5 separate regions of the Homo sapiens genome follow, and regions 2, 3, 4 and 5 are each linked to region 1. The links are chromatin loops, found by intact Hi-C in ENCODE. Cell type or tissue: heart right ventricle. All regions are shown on one strand. Region 1 overlaps GULP1 (GULP PTB domain containing engulfment adaptor 1). Region 2 overlaps COL5A2 (collagen type V alpha 2 chain). Region 3 holds the start of MIR1245A (microRNA 1245a). Region 4 has its middle 110 kb from the start of COL5A2. Region 5 holds the start of LOC105373791 (a long non-coding RNA gene).

Region 1 (5,000 bases):
CCATTTTGGGTGGTATAATTTTTCAGCTTGCTGTCTGTCTTGCTCTACGAACTTAGGTTGCTATTTTTTGTATCCAGCAGTCTTACTGCTGCACGATACAACTAATTCGTGCCAGATAATTTTCTTTTTTGCCTTTAATAAATTTATTTTGCTTGAGTGTAGATCTTTAAAAATTATCCCAGCTCTCTCCCAAATAATATGAATTAATTTTGTTTATTTTCCCTTCATAATCTCCTTATATCAGCATAATTAAGCAATTTGAAGGTTTTCATATAGGAAGGCTTACAAAATAAGTCAGCTGCTCTCCCCCTATGTGAATGCGTCTGGATAAAGCAACTCTCATTATCAGCTGCAGAAGCATTCTCAGCTGGTTTCCTAGGTGCTGCTGTTTTCCAGGAACAGACTGAGCATGACTTCTGAAGCCCCTTCCACATCCAGACTCAAGCATTCCTGTGACCTCTGACAAGAACTGTGCAACCTTTTAAATTTTTTCCCCCTGAAACATCTACAACAAAACAACCACTATTATTAAACTTATCTATTGAGAAGGGAAGAAAGAATGGAAGAATTAAAGAAAGGAAGGAAGTAGGGGCTGAGGTAGAAAAACAAAGTGGAGAGGTAAGAAGGGAGTGGGGAGGAAGAAAGGAAGAGAGGGAAGAAGGACAGAATGAGATAAAGAAAAATAAAAATAAGCACAACATCTCTAATCTAGGTTTTCTGAAACTTTTCTCTCTTCTTCATAACAGGATGAATTAATTGTGCTCAAAACAGCTTCAGGTTCATGCAATCTAAGCTTCTTATTTCAAAGATAAGAACAGTAAGTCCCAGATAAGCTATGTACCATGGTCATAAAGTGGGTTTTTAGGAATTAGGCCTAGTAATTAGTTTTGCAGATATTCACCAAATAATTTTTTCTTTTATACAATATATTTTCTGCATTTAGAAAAGAAAATTCCCAGTTCTACCTTCATGCATATCAAGGTTTACACTGGTTATTGGCCTTGATTTTTGAACATATGTTACACAACTCTCATGCCTAAGGTTATATTCATTCAATCTATATTTTATTCAGTTTAATATTCTCCTTCCTGCCTTTCTTTTTTTTCCTAAAACTTAAGCTAACTGTATTCTATAGTTTGCATGCTCCCCTCTAAGTCCCTTTTCCTACTTACAGACCTCTTGCCTTCCTAATATTTCTAATTAATCTTAGGAAGATATGTTGATCAATCTACATAACATTATATTCTATTTTCTCCCTATTTACTACTTTAATGTTAATGCTTGAAGAGTCTTTTTTTGTAAATTTCTTTCAATTTTTGCTTCAGTGGATTTATTTCTTGGTAGATCTAGATGGATACAGTGATCTGCCATTAAACCCTGAATATAATAATCCAATAAAAAGTATTCAAAGGAAGTGATGCATAAGCATTTTGGAGAATGACTGGATGCAACAAACAAATATAACCAAGCCTTTGTCATCATAAAATGATGGGGAAGGATGGAGTAGTACTTGAAATAAAGTATTTGGTTAAATATATACTACTGATAAATAGAACTGTTAAAGAAAATTTAAAGGGAGCACAACTGAGTTTCAATCTTATTATATAATTTCTATCCATTTCTCAGAGGACTTTTTAAAAAGTGAAATTAAGTAAACTACTAATGGAATATAGAGTGTTAGGCAATAAAATTAATTTACTACTTCGGGCCTATTATTTGAAGCTATTCTTCTCTGGGGTTCTCATGTTTATATTTTTAATTTAAAGTATTTCTAATAATCCTGCGGGAAATGAGCGATGTTTATATATAATTAAATTAAGCTCTAAATGTTTTATTAATTAGGTAACTGATTGTGAAGACAAAATAGTGTTATACAACACAGAAAGAGTGAGTTCAAATGGAAAATCTACTAGGCTGAGACTTCACAAGACTTGACAGCAATTCCCAACGGCTACATTTTCTTGCAGTAATTTCGTGTAACTTTAATTTAGTTGTACTGCAGTGAGGGGATCTTCAGTCTAAAACTGGGTTCCAGGAATGCTGCCCACTGGGTATCTCCCAGGGAAATTGATAAGCTTTTAATCTATATATCAATACTTACTTACATGTAAACATCACAAATTGTGTATGAAATACATTCAGCCCCCAACATCTGTACTAGTTGTATTAATAAAATATATATAAATCACTATTAAAAATAAAATTCGTTCCAATAACAATGCTATTCAATACATAGAAGTTGAAAGGGTTTAAAATTACTACATTTTAGAAAATTTGTTTTATTTGTTGTTGTTTTTGTTTTTTTGTTTTTTGAGATGAAGTTTCCCTCTTGTTGCCCAGGCTGGAGTGCAATGGCGCGATCGCGGCTCACTGCAACCCCTGCTTCCCAGGTTCAAGTGATTCTCCTGCCTCAGCCTCCCAAGTAGCTGGGATTACAGGTGTGTGCCACCAAGCCCAGCTAAAACATGATTAAGAAATAGAAACTGCTGAACATGATTAGGAAATAAAGAACATGTTTTGATAAATATAGTATCTGAACCTTAAAAGGTTAATACTTATAAAAATAATTATATTTATAAAGGAAAAATTTATAAACTGTAAATTCTCTAAAAAATGATAGAAAGAGTGTAAAAAAGTCAGTTTTAAATTTTTTTGAAAACTAAGCAGGCATCATTAAACACAGAAGCATGAAAAATTCATTGTTGAGAATTCTTTAATTTTTCCATCAGCTTTTATTCTTAAATTTTAAATTCTTTTTTAATATCAGAAGCCATTACATTAATATTGCTGAAAAAGGAGTAAATATAAATAAAATGTTACCTTACATGGCAAATAAATTCACATACTGAATTATATAGATTTTTTTAAAAGTAGTCAGAATTCATATGTTAAAGAAAAATAAGCAGGAAATTAAAATGGAGATGTGTAAGTATGATCAAAGAGCAAGGTTCTTTTTTCTCTTTTTTTTTAGTAGAGCCACACCACCACCTACTGGCCATTGCGAGCCAGTAGCGCCAGGCTTGACATTTAAAAAATATTCTTAGTATACTTTGAATTGTAGCTTCTGACCCTTGACACACAAAAAAAGCAAAAAAAAAATATATATATATAAAAATAGATAAAAAGCATTGTTTTATTCATTATCATTAGTGTATGAATCATTACCCTTAGATATACTTTCCTGATATACAAAATGTTTGCAATCAGCACAGTAAAATTGCTTATTAAATACACTCCCTTTTGGAAGACATTTGAGAAAAAACAGCTACTATAAAATAAGTGTGCATTTTTAAACTATACTACCTAATTTTTTACCTTATTGTAGGTCACATTCTTTTATTAACAGAGTACATTTCTAAACATGAAACTCCATAGAAATACATACAAAATCCTGCAAAATATATGTAAACTCGTCATTGTTTAGAAAGCATTTGATTTCAAATATATCTTTACATTTGATCTATTCATTATTCAATTGAATTTTTTTTGGTTTTTGATTTGGGTTGACTGAATAAACAACCTCCTAGGCATAAAGAAATACTATGTGTAAATAACATTGTTCTTTCATAAAACATTCTGATTGTAGTGAAGTTGGATTCATGCCCAGAATCCTCAACATTTTAAAAGCATTTAAATAGAATCCTATTCTAATGTGTCCATAAACTGTGAGCCCTTTTAAATCCTCTTTTGGAATGATTAAAACTAGTGGCCAATAAAAGGCAAATCTGAATTATTACCTAATGAATGGTGGAAATAAATAGTTGGCTAATCCACTTTTTTCCCAAATGGGAGTGATATTATCTTCGGAGATTTTAGCATATTTACTTAAAACGATTAGTAAAATATTCTCATATAAAATAAGATGGATAAAATATTATTGACCTTTATTTCTTTACCCAGAATAGAAGTCATGCCAATTCAATTATTTCTCAATTTAAACACAGAGTGGATTCCACCAGATATGATATTCTCAAAGCAAAGTAATACCATTTAATGTCTCTGACTTTGCCTGGCACACTCAGAGGTCTAACCCTCCTTTAGAATAACCGGATGGTCCCTAAACCAAATAAAGTTAGAGAAGGGTTGTTTCTCCAAAAATACGAGAGCAACTATAGAGAATAACATTTAACTGTGTAAAAAAAAAAAGTAGTGATAATGTGTATTTTCTTATATGATAAAGCTGAGAATTCTGTTGAAGGAGTTTTGTAAATTTCAAAAGCTCAGTGACAACAATGTCCTTCGAGATGCGGAACAATTAGAAAAACATGGTGTGTAGCATCTTATGTAAGATTTTCTCAGGAAACTTGTTGACTAGGATATGTGGGGTTGCTTATTAAATGTCCTTCTCTCCTCTCTTAGTCTCACCAGTTTCCCCATGGCTACTTACGGACATTGCCAGATCCTGTTGGACCTGTAGATTAGGAAATCTTTAACATACAGTGTCACTGCAAAATTCTGGCTGGAATCAACTCTGACTCCACATTTTTAACTGGTGGATATTATATCTTAGCTTTTAAAGACAGTTGTTATGCCATTACTAGCTTTTGATTTGGGACATAGGTTCACATTATCCAAGCAAAGTAAAGGCAAGCTACAAAACAAATATTCAAGACACACTGCCATAAAATATTATTTTTAATATGACACATTATACCTTAGAAAAATGTGAACAGTATGCCATATTTTAAACACAATTTTGTGTACATGTTTGTTATTAAAAATGTTTCCTTGATATGATTACATTTGTTCAATAGTTCATTTTTAATAGGGTGAAGCTATACCTGCAGCAAAGCTGTTCATGCTTTGATCTCCATCAATCTGCTGAAAACATGACAGAGTCAATACACTTGTAATTTATTTGAAGGCCTTTCCCTACCTTTAGTTTCCTTACAGCATCTCTCACAACTTCTGTTCCTTTTGGCTGTTCCACTTCTGTACTGCCAAGAAACTGAAAATGGTCATTTGTGAGACACAGGCTTTTACCATATCATATATCATTG
Region 2 (5,000 bases), 570 kb before region 1:
CCTCGGCCTCCCTACAACGTTTTTTCTTATGTATCACTTCTAAAATCTAATGTCTTTCATATACTAAATAACTGTATTCATTTGTATATTGCTCCCATTATCCCATGTTTCAATTAGAAAATTTTGTTTGTACTGTTTAATTTTTTCTCTAATGTATCTATTAAAACTCTCAGTAGATTTTTATCCTTTTAAATATATATTTATCCATATTTAAATGGGAGGATTAGAAGATAAGCAAACAGCAGACAAGTTTGAATATATAAATGAGGATAAAATATATTTTAGATCATATGCCTAGGAACTCTTGCCACTAGTTTCATTCTTGTTACTACATTATCCTTCTACTCATTTCACCTCATATATAGTGTGATGTCAGTACTTTTTCTTAAACGGGGCTGCACTATGGATGTTACTTGCAGGCATGTAGGTGCAAAGCAGTGCCCCAAGAGATTGGCCATATCTTGGGGTGTGTCCAGATTATTATATGCCCCATTCTTCACTGTGGTTGTATTGAGTTTTCTCACTAGTGTTGGTAGCTTAAACACTGCTGTAGGTCTCCAGATGTCTCTCCTAGATCTAGAAAGACAGAAATAGGTAGAAAATAACATCAGTTGGGTGGAGGATGGGTGGTCGTGACAGAAAAAAAAAAAAAGATTTTGCATTGGTGTATTTGTACACTGTAAGTAATTGATAACATTGGGTCCTAAGTCTAGGTAGAAGTTGTTGTAGGACCAGACTTCCAGAGTTCCTGGTTAAGATCCAAAGAATCTACTCCCCAACCCTTCTCACTTATTTTCCCTATTTGACTTTGTGATGTGGTCAATTTCCTGTCTTGGTTAGGCCTGAGACAATCAATGTGAATTGGGTATAAGTGTGTGCGTGTTGTGTGTGTGTGTTTGTGTGTGTGTGTATGAAAGAGCGAGAGAGAGAGAGGGAGAAAGGGGGGTAGATTTTTAGGAGGAATCAAGTGAGACAACCCTGGCAGATATCCAAGTAGGAAATCTGTTCCTCTCTTAATCCTAGCAAAGAACTGGTGTGATGGTAAGTGTTTAACAAATCTTTTAATGCCTGCCTACACCGATTTCAAGATATGAAATGATGTATAGCTTTGCATGAAATGATGTATATGAAATGATGGGCATGATGTAACAGAATGCCCATAGGTAGAATGTTTTGCCTCATGTCTCAAGCCTTCTGGGAGCTGCTTAGCTGGACTAAAATTATGGCTGTCACAATATCATAAATAGCATTCCCCCACCCCCACCATTATATTACCATCAAACAGTACGGAAGGCTCACAATGTACAGCATGGTTTCTCACTGTTAACACTATTGATATGTTAGGCCAAATAATTCCATATGCATTGTAGGAAGTTTTGCGGCATTCCTGGTATCTACCCACTAGATGCCAGTTGAAACTGCCATCCCCCATACAATTGTGACAGTTAAAAATGTTTCTTGACATTGCCAAATCCAGGCAAAATAGCTCTGGACTGAGAACTAGTATGTCAGTAGTTCAGTATGAGATACTCCTACAAGACCTTCAGGATTAGCCAATGATTTTCATGACTGTCTCTCATCACACGTCCTCAGTTTTAAGTGTATTGTTCAGATAACTTCATAGTGACAAGCTAGCAAACTGTCAGGAGATGGACCGTCAATGATGTGCTAAGTTCTAGTTGCACATGACACTTAACCACTATTGGTATGTTTCTTGATCTGTAAAATGGGAAATATACTAGATCTTAACATCTATAACATTTATGTGTGTGTGTGTGTGTGTGTGTGTGTGTGTGTGTGTGTGTGTGTGTGTGTGTGTGTGTCAGAGAGAAAGAGAGAGAGAGAGAAACGAGAGAAATGAAGTTCTTTAACAGTTCCCGGTCATTCGTCTTTTCTACTTGTGGATGTTTAAACATCGCCACCTAGTGGCAACCTCAAAGTACTTTTTTATTGTAGATTACTGCGGAGGTATTTGAGTATCTTGGAAATGGAAGGGAATGATAATAAATGTAACATTTACCTTAATATAAGAATTATGTAATTCAGCTCACTTGGAGATATAAAAATAGATACTTTTAATGAGCTCCCAAATTCTAATTTGCTTTTGATATTTACCGGTAAACATTCTTGTGTTCACTTAATTTTAGATAATTTTTATAGACGTTTTTATTAATTTTAATCTTAATCTGTGCAACAGTAAATTTCATAAGCTATTTAGAGGGCATTCCGTGGAGACATATAATGAATCTGAAGTCAATGAAAACAATCTTAGGATCAGACTTTGAAATACGAAGTGTTAATTACAGAAGAATGGAGAAAGTCACAATCTCTTTGGAGGACTAATGAATATTTCTCAAACTTATCTCCACTCCTGTTGACAATAAATATAGTTTTGTGTATGTCTCTTTGGAACTCTCATTGGGAGCAGAGATTATGCATTAGTTCACTTTTTGTATGTAATAATATCTGGTTATTAATTAGCAACTGAGCATTGCAAGAACAGAATCAGAGTTTTCTACACAAGGCTGTATGAATAAACCAGACTATTATTTTGTCTGTGCTGTCATATACATATCCAGTTCATGTTACTCTCATTCATATGATCCAGGAGTCCTAGAGAACAATTGAAATCAGCCTCTGTTGTGTATAATGAAGTGTGAAGTAAATTGTTAGTAGTTTAGGAGTCAGAAAAGTTTTGATTTTTAAAAACTGAGAATAATTTTCTAAGATATCATTTTTAAATATAAGTTTTTCAGGCTAAGTATTCTACTTCTATTTAATAGATAAATTTGCTTGTTTGTCCCACTACTGCAAGAAGTAAATATGTCTATATAAATGTTTAAATATATTAAAATAATTAAATTTCTGAATAGCTATGATGCCACCCTCCCCAAAACCATCATATACAAACTGCCACCTCCACCACCTGAGCTTGTCCTGTGTTTGCTCCCTCTGCACTATCAGCTCCTATTTGAATTGCTTACTGTGGTCCCATAGGTATTCTCATGTTTAAGCATGGGAGTTCTTTTTTTAACTATTAAACTTCATTTACCATATTTCCCTTGATCCCTGCTTATAATTATAAAAAGCATATTGCCTGATGACTTTTTGGTCCTTTCTTTTTGAAGCCTTTCAAGATTCTTTAGGGTTAAGGAGCCAGAAAATACTTAACTAGCCTTGTGGGAATGATGAGGTTAGAGGACGGAGCATTTCCAGAACTGAGGACGTGGCTGTTCCCCAAGCTGCCTTCAGAATGTGGGTTAGGAGAAGGGTGGAATTTGGCAGCTAGAAATCATTGCTCACTTCTCTGAGAACTTAGACTTGGCTGGGTCACAGTGCCTTTGCCTCTAATTTCTCAATGGTCTAGTCTTCCTCTGGGGGTGGGAAGTAAAATAAAGTGTGCCAGGCTTTAAAGTATTAAAGAGGACTGAAAGGTAACAATATAATATGCATGTATTGAGTGTCTAGTATGTACCAGGAACTATGCAAAGCATTAAACAATTAGACAGAAAATCTCTACAAACTCCAATCAAGGGATTCTTGAATTTTGGGGGGAAGGGAGAAGTTAAGCAGACGTATACATAGTTAACTGTAATCCAATGACAATCCACTGTAATTTCAGTGACAGACAAGTGAATTTATAATTGTTGATCAAATACCCTTGCACGGCAAAAACTCAATCAAATAAGGAAGTTCACTTTAGAATACTGTTGAACTGAAAATTTTAAAAATAATTATTCTAAGAATGCTGATTTCTGGGTATTTAACACACCACATAAAATTCTTACCCAGACCACATCCGAATGGTAGAAGTTCAGACCTATGCTGAAATCAGTAGTGACATGGCTGATGAAATTACTCTAAGTGGCTAGATTGCCATGTATTTTTAAAATAATAAACACTCCCTTGCCATTAAGAAGTCTGTGCCTTTAGCTTTCTACTAAGTGTATATTTGGCAGTGGGTTCTAATTTTAACTGGCTTGTTTTCCAGGGCCCTCGTGGACCTCAGGGAATTGATGGAGAACCAGGTGTTCCTGGTCAACCTGGTGCTCCAGGACCTCCTGGACATCCGTCCCACCCAGGACCCGATGGCTTGAGCAGGGTGAGTTGTGTGCATTGTTTGATGTCACGTACAGGTCATGTTTTAAATTATTGATATATTGTTAGGATTTTAAATTGTGTCTGTTCAGATATTGACACTTGACTGTAAGAGCAGTTAAATAAGGTCAACACTGCTATGGACAGTAGAACTAATAAACCCACAGGGAATTGTTGGAAAAATTGGAAGAAGTATTTTCTAAAGTACTGCTTCAAATTGTTTGTATTTCTCAATGTCAGCTCTAGACTCTATGTGCTTTGTTTTTTCTATTGATTCTAAAGAACCACTGCTTTCCCCCTCTTTAAATGAAATGAGAGATTTATCTGTCCTATTCTCTAGGCTCAGAATGCCAAAAAAATCTGCTCCGTATCCTCCACAAGAGAGGATGACACATCCATGATGAGGGATATGAGAAGGCCATTGAGTTGACACTAAAAATGACACCTAATTATTTCTTCAATTTTAGTTTTTTTACTTGAAGTAAAGTCAAACAAAAAGCCTTTCAATACCGACTTCTTTGAATTGTTAATGTCAGACATAGGGGATTTATAAGTACAGGCAAACCATGGAGATATTGTGGGTTCAGTTCCAAACCACCTCAATAAAGTGAAATACTGCAGTAAAGTGAGTTATGTGAATTTTTTTTTGTTTCCCAGTGCATATAAACTTATGTTTTTCCACAATATAGTCTGTTATAAAGTGTGTAATAGCATTATGTCTAAAAAACAAGGTATATTTCTTTATTAAAAATACCTTATTGTTAAAAATTGCTAATAATCATCTGACCTTTCAGCAAGCCATAATCTTTTTGCTGATAGGGTGTTTTGCTTTGATGCTGATAGTTGCTGACTAATAAGGGTGGTATTGCTGAAGCCTGGAATTGCTATGGTAATTTAAAAAA
Region 3 (5,000 bases), 450 kb before region 1:
TTTCTATCTGGCCTCAAAACAGGAAGATGCCATCTGGAGTTAAATTCTCCTGTTTATTTTCTCTTGACCTTATGAAGAAGGGTTATATCTCTAAAGCTACCCTGATGACATCCAGACCACCAACAGAATAAATGTGTGACTCAGAAACCCTGCATACATTTTGCTATATACAAAAAAGTAGGGTTCTAACAACAATAGTACCAGACAGAAAAGACTTCTGCATCCAATGCAAAAATATGTTTAAGATGTCTCATTAACACACTGTTTTTCAGAAAATATAGTTACTAAATGATTCATGTTAATATACATCTAAGTTCATCAGAAGTTTTCACTGAATGAAACTGGAACGTTGTGAACATGCTATGCAACTCCAAAGAGTATTTCTGTGATTTTAATTTACTTGAGAAATGCAGTCTCTGTCATCCTCCACACAAAATACTATAGAAAAACAGTTTCAGAAAAATATATGCCATTTTACTGAAGCAGTACTTTCTTAATACTAGAATTCAAGGGAAGTTTAACTTTTAATAATTTCTGGATCTTTTCTCTTTGATGTTTACATCTTTTGGGCATTTTGACTCGTCCTCTTTCAACGTTTCATTTTGTTCATTAAGACTACATTTTAAACAGCAGTGCTTGACCTCAGTCATGGAAAAAAACAAGGGTTTTATTAGTTAATCTGAAAGGAATCCACTTCTGCTGTGTTTTCATTAGACACAGACTGAAACTCTGGTGGTTAATGTAACTCCCCCAACTGCAGTTCACAAATGATTTATGTAAGAATAGCTATCTCATTTTTTCCGTTGTCATCTTGACATGAAACAGGCAAAGTTTCCCCTTTGAAAAGTCTGGAGAGTTTTTTTTTACACTATATGATCTTTTTTTTTTTTTTTTTTTTGAGTGTGGAAACAATGGGATTGAGCTTTTATCTTAGGGAAAACTTTTACAAGAAACAGTTCACTGAGAGGGTTCCAGAAAGTTATTGTAGACCTGGAAACTTTACAACTGTTCCTCATGTCCAGCAAAAGCAATAACATCTTTCATCTTTAAAGCTTTAATTCTTTAAGCAATCTACTTTAATCACTTCAAGGCGGTGATATCATTAGATGTTACAAAATTAAAGAGCTGGGCTACATAATTTTTGGAACTCTGCACCAAAGAAGCCATTCACAATGGAAACTGTGGAGTTTCGGTAGATGGCACTCTTTTCTCTGAGTGACAACTCAAGGTCCAGCATGTGACCGTAGATGTAGAACAGGGGCTTTCCTGAGGAGCTGTCCTTTAGCCTCAACTATAATCCTGGTAAACTCACAGCCAATCATTCTTGATTTTTAAAAAGAAGCCTGTAGATAAGACATCAATCCAGGAATCTGAAGTAGTTAAGAGGCATTTAATCACAGTCTTTCCTTCTTTCCCAGAATTGTTCCAGTGGATTTGCTTTCTTTTCTTGTAATGCTGAAATGTTTAATTCCAGAATTTAATAAAAATACCTTTTTATATGTAGGCCTTTAGATCACTTAAAGAGTATTCAACATCAGATGATCTAAAGGCCTATACATAAATAGGTAGTTTTGAAAATCCAAATTTTTCAAGGCTCTGTTATTACCTGAGCATTTTTCTTTCCCTAGAAAAAAAGCTCAGGTAAGTAAATACAAGGTATCATGGATGAAAAACACAAAGTGTTATAATACTTTATTTACTCACACAGAACTGGTGATAATTTCTTTTAAAATGATAAGATCCTGAGCTTCTGGGGTTTAAAAAAATTAACGTACTACTCTCTATAAAATTGAATATTAAACAGAAAAATACCTATTCTTTTTTCACCTTTAGAAATGCATTATTAGTTCATGTACTTTCTAGGACGATATATAATTTTTTTAGTATCTCCTTTCAATGACAAATAGTTACAAAATTAAGAAAATTCAAATATCTGATTTTAATGTGTATTCTATAATTATCTAAGACTGAACAGAATATTGGTCCTAGCCTTGACTCCGTCATTTTCTAGTTTTGTAATCTCAAATAAAGCACTGATCCATGTTAGGTGACTGACACTGAGATATGTGAGCAACTATGCATTCTCTCCCTTTAAAAGTGCAATTGTTCCTAAATGTATGTAACCTTTTCCTGTTAGTTCAGTGTGTTTAATTGTAGGGACAAACACAAACCAGAAAACTTGAATGTTACCTGAGCAAGTTACAAATTCCCTCTTAAAGCATAATGAAAAAAATATACTCTCATGACGTCTAATAAGAAACTGATTCTCTGAGTCCATTTACAGTTTTAAAATTCTAAAACAACTAGAGGCCTACAGTTTATTTTACTGGAATTATCACTGTAGCAAAATATAGAAACTCAAACATTAGTACACATTTAATTAAAATAAAGTTTCTGTTTCTGCCCTAATGGAGCAGTATTACTTAGTAACAGCTGTCTATAATCTATCTAACAATTAAGCAGTGAATAAAATACTTATGTCAAATAAGGACTACATCAGAGACATGAAAAATGTATTTAAACAATAGTCATATGTAGAATTTTTAAGTGGCCGTAACATTTAAGCTAATTTCCAAAAAGACTCTGAATATTGTTACCATTGTGTTTTCGTGTCAGTATATGTGTTTGCAATATTTATCCGTAACATACTAATTTCCTTAGGAGAGCAGTGTTAACATTTAAAATTCACGCATATGAATTTTTTAAAGCTCATTATAAACTACCAAAGCCAGCTACATAACATTAATATTGGCATTCGTTATGTAAATGGTAACCTGGCTTGTCAGCCACTAGGTGACGCATCTTTGTACTTAAAACTTGGCATGTTTATAATCTACAGGAAATATAAAACAGACTATGTTTCTCCATTGGTGGATTAAAACACATGAATTAAATACAATGTTCACAAATTTGTAAGACGACCAAAATTCTTTTTGAGGACTTGTTTGTATCCAGAAAATGCCTGTGAGTGAACTAGAAGTGAGTGTTCATTAGAGCTGTGCCGTCTCTGAAGTTATGAGGGCATATATAAGAAACCCCACCCCAGAACTTTATGACAGCTCTCAGTGTGCTGTATATTCAGATACCTCCTGTAACTTTTCCAAAGCTTATCTAATAGCAGAATTTCCTTGTAAAACCCACAGGGAACATAAGATGTACTGTCTTAAGTCACTTCAACTTTACTTTTACTCATGACAAAAAAAATAGGCTGAACAGTTCTCTTTCAACTCTTTTTGAGCTTAAGAACACACAAACACATATCAGCAAAATTTTATACTTATTGATTATTTTTTGCATCTAAAGAGAAAGAGGGAAATAAACAGAACTTAATGTGATGTCAAGGTACTGTAAGTGGCAAACACCCCCCCACTAAAGTTGGATTGGGAAGAAAAATAGCCACAGTGCTTATAAAAAGCTTGCAACCACGAGGCAACTACAAATATGTTGCAATTTTTTGAGCTAAAACCCCTAAGTTTGTAGTCTTTTCAATAAATGGTTGGTGGGGGATAGTAGTCATTTGGTATCCTAAAAAAGGACTGTGAGTTGTAGCATCTCCTGGGAAGAGCAGGATAGGGAGGAAAAGGGGAGAGGAATGAGAAAGGAAGAAGGATTGAGAGTTCAGGGGAAAGAAAGGGTGAGGAGGCAAGGAGAGAGAGAACTAAAAAAAAGAAATGGAGGCATAAGGAGGCCACATGGGGAGTAGGGAGGGAGTAACAGGCAGGGAAGACAGAGGAGGAGAGAGGAGTAGATATGGGCTTGCCTAGGAAGGGGTGGGGTGATGAGTGAAGAGAAGTCTAAAGGAGCCAAAAGGGGTGGAGAGAGATAAGGAGGAGGGCAAAGCGAAGGAGAGGAGGGGTAAGGAGGAGAGGAAATTAAGGGAACAAGGAAAATGGGTGTTTCTTTTCTTTTGTGTCCATGGGCTGAATATAACTGAAGACATTTCATTGTATATCTACCCCTCCCCTCATACACACATTTACATGTATTAGCTATGAGGACAACAAATACATTTGATATTACAAACAAAAACCAAATTTTCATGCAGTGTCCTTTGCAAAATCTATATGTTTAAATGTAACCATGTTTAGTTATGTGCAATAAAAATTGTCTAATAATTTCTCCTAGCTATCTTTACATTTAGCACTTAAATATTTATTTCTATGGAAGTTTGTATTCCAATTTGTTCAGCATTTTCATGACTATGGTAAATAAAAGAATATTTTCACATAAATAATGAGACAAATGTGTTTTTAGGGGAAATTAGAATATGAAAAACATTACATGCAATTATTAGAAAATATAGCAAAACAGCTTTCTGAAGTCAAACAGTACTAGTATCTTTACCTTGTTTGCAGCAAAGTCAAACCTCCTGTTGAAACATTTTAAAAAATATTTTCTTCATTAATGCGAATGTGGTTAAAACGTAGAATATGTGGAAAATATTAGTCCCTTAATATCAAGCTACTAGAAAAGATGAATTAATCAATCATTCTTGAAACAAAATAAAAACAGGAATAATAAAATATTTTAGCAGTTTGATCCCTTTGAAGAATGTTTATAGGTATCTTGTAGCCATTTTACAGAAATATATTCAATGATTCTGATAATGCGTAGAATCTTCCTTTAGACTGTTCTTAATCCATGATATTTGAAAGGCATTCTTATTCAGAAAACAATGCTCAATATTCTAACCTTACAAAGAATCCAGCAGACAAAGAGGAACATAAAATTATTGCAAGAGACCAATAACTTCCAGACTGCCTGGGGAAGTATTCCAAGATGTTAACAATCCAGGAGGGAAAAATTTTAAAGCCATTTTTAAAAGTTTCCAGTGCCTTTAACATGAAAACAAGTTAGTACAAGAACATCTTATCTTAACCACAGAACTCTTAAAAACACACATAACGCGATTATTTTTCAAGTAATGTAAAAAGCACAGCCATGGTCAGTTCAACGTTTCACAATCTGGAGCTTATAGAGGAAATTATCTTGAATCAGGC
Region 4 (5,000 bases), 760 kb before region 1:
CATTCTTTCAGAATTTTTAAATTTCTGATAGCCTTCTTAATTCATCAAGGTCTCCTTTCTTACAAGCAGAGATATTTTCCCTTGTCTTGAGATATTGTACCATTCACATATTTGTTATGTCTAACATACCTCCTTCTAAAATGTATTTGAGGTTTCCTTTCCCTGTATATAATAATGTGTGTGTGTGTGTGTGTGTGTGTGTGTGTGTGTGTGTATTAACAAAAATCCTCCAATATTTCTATCTTACTTCTCCCTTCAGTAAATCCTCCATCAGGTAAACTTGAAAAAGTTGTGTACATGTGTTATCTCTCTTTTTCATGGCAAATTCACCCCTTGATTCACTCTAATCTGGTTATTTTGCTAACAATTCTACCTCAAATAACTCTTGCTCTATTTATCTCTAAGTCACAAAACCCAATGTATAATTTACGTCTTCAACGTATTTGACTACTCAGCAGCATTCTACATTACTGGGCATTCTCCATCTCAGCAAATGCTCCTTTGGCTGCCATGACACTACACTCTTGGTTTCCTTTCAGAAAATTCCTTTTCAGACTTCTTTGTCAAATTATTCATTGCTGGATTTTAAATGTTGTACAGTCATATGTTGCTTAAGGATGGAGACATTTTCTAAGAAATACATTTTTAGGTGATTTTGTCGTTGTTCAAACATCATAGCGTGTGCTTACACAAACCTAGATGTTCTCATTGTGTGTTCTTGGCACCTTTGTTGAAAATCAATTGACTATAAGTGCATGGATTTATTTCTGGAATCTCTATTCTGTTCCTTTGGTTTATGTGGCTGTGTTTATGCCAGTACCATGCTGTTTTGATTAGTATAGCTTTGTAGTATATTTTGAAGTCAGGTAGTGTGATGCCTCCAATTTCATTCTTTTTGCTCAAGATTGCTTTGGCTTTTCGAGGTCTTTTGTGCTTCCTTATGAATTTTAGGATTTCTAGAAATGTCTTTGAAAAATGTCATTGAACTTTTGATAGGGATTGCGTTGAATCTGTAGATCACTTTGGGTAGCATGGACATTGTAATTCTTACAATCCATGAACACAAAATATTTCTGTTCAGGTCTTTCACCTCCTTGGTTAAGTTTATTTCTAAGTATTTTATTACTTTGGTAGCTAATATAAATGAGGCTGGATTGATTGAATAAAATCAATCAGAAATACTAGGTTTACAAACCTAGGTGTTCGGAAATACTACTAATATGTTTATGTTTATTTTGTATTTTGCAACTTTACTGAATTTGTTTATTCTAGCAGCTTTCTCCGTGGAGTCTAGATTTTTAAAAAATATATAAGATCATGTTTTCTGCAAACAGGAATGATTTAACTTCTCTCTTTCCAATTTGAATGGCTTTATCATTTTTTTCTTGACTAATGCTCTTGCTAGAACTTTTAGTACTATGTTGAATAGAAATGGTAAGAGTGGGCATCCTTGTCGTGTTCCTGATCTTGGAGAAAAAGCTTTCATCTTTTCACAATTGAGTATGATGTTAGAAGTGAGCCTGTCATATATGATTTTTACTGTCCTGAGGTACATTTCTTTTCTTTTCTTTTTTTCTTTTTTCTTTTTTTTTAGATAGAGTCTTGATCGGGTGCCCAGGCTGGAGTGCAGTGGCACAATCTTTGCTCACTGCAACCTCCGCCTCCCAGGTTCAGGCGATTCTCTGCCTCAGCCTCCTGAGTAGCTGGGATTACAGGTGTACGCCACCACGCCCAGCTAATTTTTGTATTTTTAGTAGAGACAGGGTTTCACCATGTTGGCCAGGCTGGTTTCGAACTCCTGACCTCAGGTGATCTGCCCACCTCAGCCTCCCAAAGTGCTGGGATTACAGGTGTGAGCCACCGTGCCCAGCCATGTCGAGGTACATTTCTTTTATACCTAATTTGTTGAAACTTTCAGCGAAATGGATATTGAATTTTGTCAAATGCTTTTTCTGCAGCAATTGAGATGAACATATGATTTTAGTCATTCATTATGTTAATGTGGCGTATCACATTTATTGATCTTCATTTTTTGAACATCCTTGGATCCCATAGATAAATTCCTGTTGGTCACGGTGAATGATCCCTTTAACATGCTGTGGAATGTGTTTGTTAGCATTTTGTTGAGGATTTTGAATTTTTACAGGGATACTGGCCTGTAATTTTCTTTTCTTTTAGTGTCTTTGTCTGGCTTTGGTATCAGGATAACGCTGGCCTCATAAATTGCATTTTGAAGTATTCTTTTTTGTCCAGTTTTTTTTAGAGAAATTGAGAAGGATAGGTATTTGTTCTTAAACGTTTGGTAAAAGCAGTGAAGCCACGAGGCTCTAGGCTTTTCTTTCATGGAAAACTTTTCATTACTGGTTTAATCTCTTTACTCATTATTCATCTGTTTGGATTTTCTGCTTCTTTATTATTCAGTCTTGGTAGGTTGTATGTGTCTAGGAATTTATTTCTTCTAGGCTATACAGTTTGTTGATGTATGATTATTCATAGTCATCACATTACTGACTGCCTGATACTGCTTGTAGTGCTTTTTAAAGCTATACAATCATAGTTAAGAAAATACATCATTCTTTACTTTCAAGGACTTAACAAGTCAAATGAGGTCAACACAAGTAGATAGAAAAAACCCCTAATACCTTTATAATGTGCAGGAGAAAGACAAAGACTAGACTTGTTTGCAATAACTTTAGTTAACATATGCATGGTTATAAACTTGTTATAACATGCTGAAATCAGGATCTAGGAAAGCAGAGAGAAGCCCAAACGTCTTTTTTTTCTGGCTTTGACTCATGTATTCAGATACTTACTGTGGGACCTCTTTTCATTCCATAAACAGCAGGTGGCATACTTTCTTTTCTGATCTTTTTTTTAGTGTAGCTGTTCTTGTCATCTGTTGAATTCTCCAGTGCTGTTGCTCTTTGTTTTTTGCTTGTATGTAATACACAACTCTGGAAGTCCTTGAATAGTTTGGGCACATAAAGGGTGAAATATAACCATAAGTTTTTGAAATGTGTGAGACATTAAGAGATAAATATTACATTTAACATTCAGATAGATAAAACCAAAGTGGATTTTCTGCTTAATTTAAAAAACTAGATGTCTAAAATAAAGTAACAAAAAGAAGTCAGGATTTTATATCTTTTCTAGGCAGACTAGTAGAATATAACATTTTTAGATTATCTTAAGGAGAGTAATTGCAATGATTTTTGCAGCTGGTTTTATATGTGTATTGCTCTAAATCTTGTAATTTAACATGGTTTGTTAGTAAGTAGTCACTGCATAATCCTTTATACTACTACTAATTTTAGTACCTCATCATATATTTCCTTGTTCCATGGGTACAAGTCTTATCTCACCATCAGGAGTAGCCTCTTAAAGGAAGTGATAGACATCTTTTGAGATGACTGGGATTATAGTGGGAGCTCATCAAATATTTGTTGAACTGAATAGAGAAGGGGCTTTTTCACTCATACATCATTCATCTTTCCCCAACCTCCCCACCTTCCAAGTCGCTGATCCTGTGTCCATTGTGCTTGTGCCACTTCCATGCCCATATCTCAGTGGTCAGTAACAAAATTGGAAAGCAAATAACATTTTTTATTCTGTCATTCATTAGGCTTTTTGTAAAAAAATTTTTGTAAAAAAATTTTATACCTTTAATGATAACTACCATTGATTATGTGCCAAGTACTTCACAGATGCTATTTTACTTCAGTCAAAAATAACTCTCAATTTGGTACTATTTTTTTTTTAATTTTTATATGGAACTCTGAGATTTTAAGCTACTATGTGACAGAACCAATATTTGTTCTGTGTTCTTAACTACTGCATTCCATGGCTTCTCAGGGATGCAACTGATACTTCTTAAATTTGGGCAGGTTGTCTCAAAAGTATAAACCATATCTTTCCCAGGAGATAGGTAATAGATACTATGATATTACTCTAAATTAACATCCACAAAGTAGATGTTCATTCTTAAGTTTTTTTTGCTTCTGACATTTTGCTTCTGATTTTTGAAAGAATAATAGGTAAAAATTTCTTCCTACAAAGGAACTTATGAATCTAAAATTATTTCCTATGTTAGAATATTTTTCTCTGCTGTTAAAAATAGACATTCTAAGATTTTAAAATCACAGACAAAACTAATTCCATATTGTATTTATGAATTGGGAAGTAAATTAAAATAATTTAAAAACTACATTTTGCTCATTTAGAAGAATTCTTTTAAGGATTTAATTCACTTTTGAAATAGTGCCATAAAGTCTCTTAAAACCATTGAAGACTGTAAGTCTCTTCTGTGCTGTGGCATGTCTTCCACTTATGCCTGTATCTCACTACTCTTAAGATAGGCCTTTTCTGTCTGTACTCAAGTCTGACCACCTCCCGTTTTTCCCTCCGAGTACCTCCCATGGAAATTCTTGAAAAATAAAGCAATACTTCAACCCACACTTTAATGAGTGGACTGGAATCCCCATCCCTTTAGCTATCTTAGTAGTGACTCATAGAATTGTCTAGCCCTTGCTTTCCTAACATTTTCCATTCACTGTAAGTTATTTCTTCATCTTCTTTTGGTGCTCAAAAGTGCTTTTCATGTGTGCCAGCTGAAAAACTAGAAAAAAATATCTATAGTTTCAAATTTGAGTGTGCTATTTGAACTTTTTAATACAGCCCTAGTGATCTGGTGTTTGGCAAAAGTACCACCTGAAAATGGACAGTTAGGATGCAACTAAAAGCCACTTGACTATAATTTCTTAAATGTGATGCCAAACTGTGCAATCTGACCTGCCTATGTCAATTTAGTACTCTCTTGTCTTCAGTCTTTTTTTTTTTTCAACCACGTATGAGCTTTTCTAGAGGTACCCTTAGGCCACCCAGAGAATCCAGGCACTTAATTTCAAAGTATAATTAGATAATAGCTGCTTGGTGGAATAAGGTAGTGTCAGAGACATTTGTCAAATGTGATATTATGATATTGATCCAAAATGTGCTTATTG
Region 5 (5,000 bases), 460 kb before region 1:
GGCTGCCATGCTTCAGGAGAAGCAAGGTGTGCTCTGAAGTATTAGCAAGAGCAGTTTCATAGGCAGAAATAATCCTGTTCAATAGGAATACTAACAGTTCTTCAACTTCTTTTTGTCTAAACTTTTAGAGGCTTTGACATTGGTATTAGTAGGAGAATAAAGTATGGATACAGTACTAACTAAATTATTTAGGTTAATTTTTTTTGTTAAGTTCATAGTTCACTTCTTAAACATAATGTGTATGCTATATATCTGCTGAGAAATTAGCAAATTTTCCAAGGATATAGTAGCAATGACATTAGCATTATGAGGAAAAATGAATACTTATAAAGTACTTAGAATAGTGCCTAATACATAGAAGCACTAAATAAGGATTTATTAAATACACTGAATCAGAGAACAGATACAAAGAACTCATAATAGTGAGACGTAATATCGAGTAAAGAAAGAAGATGAACTAGATAGTTTTATGAGGGAATTTTTTAAGTACCGTAATTGTTATACCTGAGGACCAGTAGGGCATGATTCACAGATTCCAGGGGGGCCAGGAGAACCAGGGGACCCTGGTTGTCCTGGAATACCAGGGTCACCATTTCTCCCAGGAATACCAGGAGGGCCCTAAAAAAGAGATAAAAATAAATTAAATAGTGAAAAATCCTGGTGATTCACAATCATTATCAGATTGTTGTTTCTCTACTTTATAATATTAGGAAACAATATAAGTAATATATTTTCTTTATAACACATACTTTTTAATCAAAATCTTGTGAATAATTTAAGTATAATGTATTCCTTTGTATATTGACCTACACATTTTCTTTAAACTGATCATGGGGGTGAAGACATAATATGAAGTTTGGGAAATTGAAATCTTTACACGTACAATTATGGATTCTCAGTCTGTTGTTTGGTGCCATTATTCAAATATGTGGTAATGAAGAGAATGTATGATGAAAGCTCAAATCTAGAAAAAGCAAACTCTTACTAGAATTATCATTAGTATTAATTTTATTCTACTGAAGAATGTTTACTTACTGGATCTCCCTTGGGGCCTTGAGGTCCTTGACCATTAGGAGGGCGAGTAGGCTAATAAATGGAAAAGAAACAAGTTAAACAAGACACAGAATTTGCATATTATTTAGTAACCCAGATTCTAACCAATCCTTATCTTTAAATTGAAACGGTCACTTTTTACTCGTAATACAAACATGGCTATTTGATGAACATGACTTTCATTCCCTTTTAGGCTCCTATGATATAGGAGCTATTCATGTGTCTAAATATGAATATTGAAGATGTACAGTTTATCTTTAAACTCACAGCAGTTGGAGGCTGTGGGCAAACTGCACAACATTCTCCAAATGGAATTTCTGGGTTGGGGCAGTCTAATTCTTGATCGTCACATATTATGTCATCGCAGAGAACGGATCCTGAGTCACAGACACATATTTGGCATGGTTCTGGCTTCCAGACATCTCTATCCGCATAGGACTGACCAAGATGGGAACATCCTCCTTCAACAGCTGAAAAACAAGTTAGATGACGTGAAGTTTCCTTAGGTTTTGCTGAAAGGTGATTTTTGTTACTCTGTTAGGACTATTAACAATAGCCAAAGTTGAAAAGGTTTGAAACAAATAATTTCTTCCTTTCATTAGAAAATTATACTTGCCCTATGTAATTTGCTAAGTAGCAAGAAATTAATTAAAATATCATATCTGCTTGTTAACATAAAATTGGCACACCATAGTCAATTTTCCTTAAGACCAGCAGATATTTTAATTTCATTTATAGTAAGAATTAACATCAATGTATATCACACAAGCATTTAAACATTTATTTATTAAAGGAACATTGAAAATAAGCTCTTCTACCCAATTGCTATTCTTTGCCTTAACAGCAGATGGGAGCATTAAACTAAAGAGATGATTTTGTCACTAACTCTGAAGACTTTCTGGATTTTATCAACCTAGTTGAGAAATTCAGGGGAAAACTGAGCTAATCTTGGCAGCATAAAACTCTACCAGATTTTCCTGGGAAAGTTTTAACAGAACTTATTATGTGTATTGAATGTCACTGTTAGCTCTATTTGGCATTAGTAGCTCAACATGATATGACATAATATATTGTATATCCCATATGGATGTAAAGACATTTCCAAATCACCAAAAAGAAAAGAAAAAGATGTTTTTAAAATAAACATTGGCAAGGAATAAGTAAAAATAATAGGGAAAATATGAATCATAACCATCTGTATTTGTGGCTTAAAATGGTAAAAAAAATTGCTTCAACCAAAATTTTAGACTTGCTTCATAATTATATACAAGGTACTGAAATTTCAGCAGCTATTAACTATGAATCAGCTTAGGAATTGCCAAAACAAAACCTGGTCTCAATTCTTAAGGCATTAGCTGTGTATTGTGGTTAAATACAACTTTAGTTCTTGACAATTAGTATGATAGTTTGCCAGTAATTGAGTAAATAAATAATAAGTTTCTAAGCATCTGCAAAAATTTTTGCAAACAACAAATGATGTACTGTTCAGTAATTTATATTTTTGTGAGATGGTGAAATTTTTATTTTCTCAAAGCCAAGATATTTAAAATGTCTATTGAAAGAGGCCTGCTACCGAGTAGGCAAGTAGTTCAAAATTAGTTTTTGCCGCCTAGTGGTCAAGAGGCCTTTTAGTGGTCCTAAGATTTTTCCATCTGGGCACTACATGCAGCCACAAAAGATCACCTTTTCGAGGTCCCGTTGCTATATCATCTCTCTGTCTAGGGTAATAATAATTTAGGTTTGTGTTTAAATGAGTTGAAATGTTTAGCTGATTTAGTAAATGTTCACCAAAAAGAATTTCAAAACCTAGACTCTAGAAAGTACTGCAATTGCTTCCCCACCTCATTTCCATTTATGTGTTCTGATACAAATTTAATGATATTGTACAAGACACTTGATCTACTCAAGAAGTTTTAAAAATCCATTCTTTTTTATGTTACAATTTCTCAATGTAGTTTACAGCTAACGAAGGAAAGCTTCATTTTTTAATTGCAATTTTAAGTAGGCAAATAATTTGTTTATTTAGAAAATTTATTCTAATTCCTCCCCTATGTCTGAAACACATATATGAGAACATGGGATATATTTTCTATATACATTTCCTAAGCTTTTAAAACAGCATTTCTTAATTCTTAGTGAATATAAAAGCTGAATACCAAAATGCTTATCTCAGTGGAAATGAAGTAGGCCTATTTGAATGGTGTTACGGAAAATATATTTAATAGAAGAGCAAACAGTCATTTACACATTGGTGTGAAGAGTAATAACAGGTGAGTCTATGCATTAAACTCATTTTGTTCTCTAGACAGAACTGGCGTTTCATATTTAAGTACTAAGTTCACCAGTCTGCAGAAAAGGTCCGAAAATTTGGGTTTGGAAGATTGTGCAGTAAAATTACATGGAACACTGTAATTACATTGGTTCCTTTTCTCAAAATGAACCACTTAAAAATTTTCTCCAAATCAACTTTATATGAAATATTCCTACAGATTAGTTTCAGCCCAAGATTTTCCCATTAATAATGTGTATTTTAAGCCCTCCAGATCCATCCTCAAAAGCATTGTTAGATTGTACAGATGATTCTTTTAGCTCATTGCCTCTGGATCAGGCATATCTTTTCACACTTAATACAGCACGTGGATTATGAAAAACAGCCATTGAATACTAAAGGCATATTAAAGACAAATGAAGATAATAGTTAAAGCTAGGCTCAAACATTTCCTATTTTAAGTATCTTCTATATGTTCTTGATCTGCCTAGAAATTAACATAAATACTTTTCCCTCCTGTGTATTCATCCTCCTATGTTTATGTCTCATTAAGGGTGTCCTCACATCATTAGAAATACAGTACTTTCCATTTGTTCTGCTAATTATTAAATAAATGAGCACAATATTGACTTATTAAAATTGTAAATGAGTTTGTTAAAATTGGGTCAAATGCAATGTTATAAGTATTAACGTTGTTATTTAGCTTATTGTTTCTAAATTTTATTAGAAACATATTATAGTACTTTTTAAAACACGGAGGCCTCAATATAAAGATTATTTTAGTGCAATTTTAAAAATTATCATATTCTTAAAATATTTTTCTCTTCTCACCTGCACATGACAGTCAACATGGTGCATGTATGTTTTGTTTTACTTTAGAAAGTCATATTGTTTTAAGTAAAAAAAAGAGAGTTGGAATGTTTAAAAAATAAGAATTAATGCAACTTTATTTATTGCCATAACTTATTTCACATCCACTTGAAATAAATTTGGCTCTCCTGAGAAGTCAGTTCCTGTAAAAACTTGTGGCTGAAAATTAGCCCTTTCTCTGTTTTTCTACCTTAGTTACCTTTGCTGAAAAAAATAGTTTTGTATAGCTTCCTTTATTATTCCATGCATGACAAAATATAGTTAGCAATATATTCTACTGAAAGTTAAAGCTCTTAGATTGATGTTTCATGGACCTTCATTTAATACCTAGTAATATGTGCGAAAATCATGGCAAAGTCAAGGAAAAGAATGTTTTGTTTCTAGAGGAATAAAAATGCTCTAGTTAGCCATTTGCAACATTTAGAAATAGAATAGAAAATGGGATTTAGAAGTAAGTCATCTCATATTATTCTCTTCATTTCTTAGATATCTGCATTCAGAGTAGCTTCGGTTAAAAAAATAAGTTAATTTTTTCCAAAAATATTAAATAAAAGGCAAATAATTTCATTCTACTATTGAAAAGTAATGGACTTTCCAATTATTTCCATTATTTTAGTTGTTTAAACTAAATCTCTCTGTTCCAATTTATAATTAATTTTAAATTCCATCTCCCATGTCATTTGGTGTTTCTGTTCCTTACTACGAAGTACAATTCTGAAAGAAATTTACTTGTGATCACACAAGCAATGTATTAAACTCAATCATCTCCTTGCTGGGATCTATAATATAAAACATATTGAAGCTAACA

The links. Hi-C counts contacts between places; a loop is a spot of excess contacts. Peaks named below come from ENCODE experiments on the same cell type or tissue, not always from the same donor. Only the 100,000 strongest peaks of a DNase experiment are listed, where the experiment ranks them.
Region 2: it touches region 1 in a loop (4-fold over the local background); 19 of 110 quality-filtered maps call a loop at or near these places.
Region 3: it touches region 1 in a loop (7-fold over the local background); 76 of 110 quality-filtered maps call a loop at or near these places.
Region 4: it touches region 1 in a loop (6-fold over the local background); 20 of 110 quality-filtered maps call a loop at or near these places.
Region 5: it touches region 1 in a loop (9-fold over the local background); 77 of 110 quality-filtered maps call a loop at or near these places.

The regions. Positions count from the first base shown.
Region 1 is chr2:188,522,704-188,527,703 of GRCh38, reverse strand. It overlaps GULP1 (GULP PTB domain containing engulfment adaptor 1), which reads right to left. Exons shown (of 12, transcript NM_016315.4): 5 at 4,877-4,948. Among named protein-coding and RNA genes, the nearest start is that of MIR561, 230 kb to the right of the region's middle. In heart right ventricle, CTCF peaks have their summits at 2,800 and 3,006 (motif pointing left); no DNase peak of the experiment used is centred here; H3K4me3 peaks cover 341 bases; H3K27ac peaks cover 1,764 bases.
Region 2 is chr2:189,091,412-189,096,411 of GRCh38, reverse strand. It overlaps COL5A2 (collagen type V alpha 2 chain), which reads left to right. Exons shown (of 54, transcript NM_000393.5): 7 at 3,992-4,102. Among named protein-coding and RNA genes, the nearest start is that of MIR3129, 39 kb to the left of the region's middle. In heart right ventricle, a CTCF peak has its summit at 1,959 (motif pointing left); a DNase peak (open chromatin) is centred at 3,251; H3K27ac peaks cover 1,556 bases.
Region 3 is chr2:188,974,655-188,979,654 of GRCh38, reverse strand. All of the region lies in intron 1 of COL3A1 (collagen type III alpha 1 chain), which reads right to left. MIR1245A (microRNA 1245a) reads right to left here and starts at 1,563; the gene lies at 1,494-1,563. MIR1245B (microRNA 1245b) reads left to right here and starts at 1,494; the gene lies at 1,494-1,562. The region is part of intron 1 of LOC105373791 (a long non-coding RNA gene); the gene reads left to right. In heart right ventricle, CTCF peaks have their summits at 1,185 and 2,774 (motif pointing right); a DNase peak (open chromatin) is centred at 3,814; H3K4me3 peaks cover 5,000 bases; H3K27ac peaks cover 5,000 bases.
Region 4 is chr2:189,285,932-189,290,931 of GRCh38, reverse strand. It overlaps a transcript of COL5A2 not described here. Among named protein-coding and RNA genes, the nearest start is that of COL5A2, 110 kb to the right of the region's middle. In heart right ventricle, a CTCF peak has its summit at 2,840 (motif pointing right); no DNase peak of the experiment used is centred here; H3K27ac peaks cover 1,440 bases.
Region 5 is chr2:188,981,283-188,986,282 of GRCh38, reverse strand. COL3A1 (collagen type III alpha 1 chain) reads right to left here. Exons shown (of 51, transcript NM_000090.4): 2 at 1,321-1,523; 3 at 1,036-1,086; 4 at 505-618. LOC105373791 (a long non-coding RNA gene) reads left to right here and starts at 1,464. Exons shown (of 3, transcript XR_007087614.1): 1 at 1,464-1,572. In heart right ventricle, CTCF peaks have their summits at 1,891 and 2,672 (motif pointing left); no DNase peak of the experiment used is centred here; H3K4me3 peaks cover 1,835 bases; H3K27ac peaks cover 3,832 bases.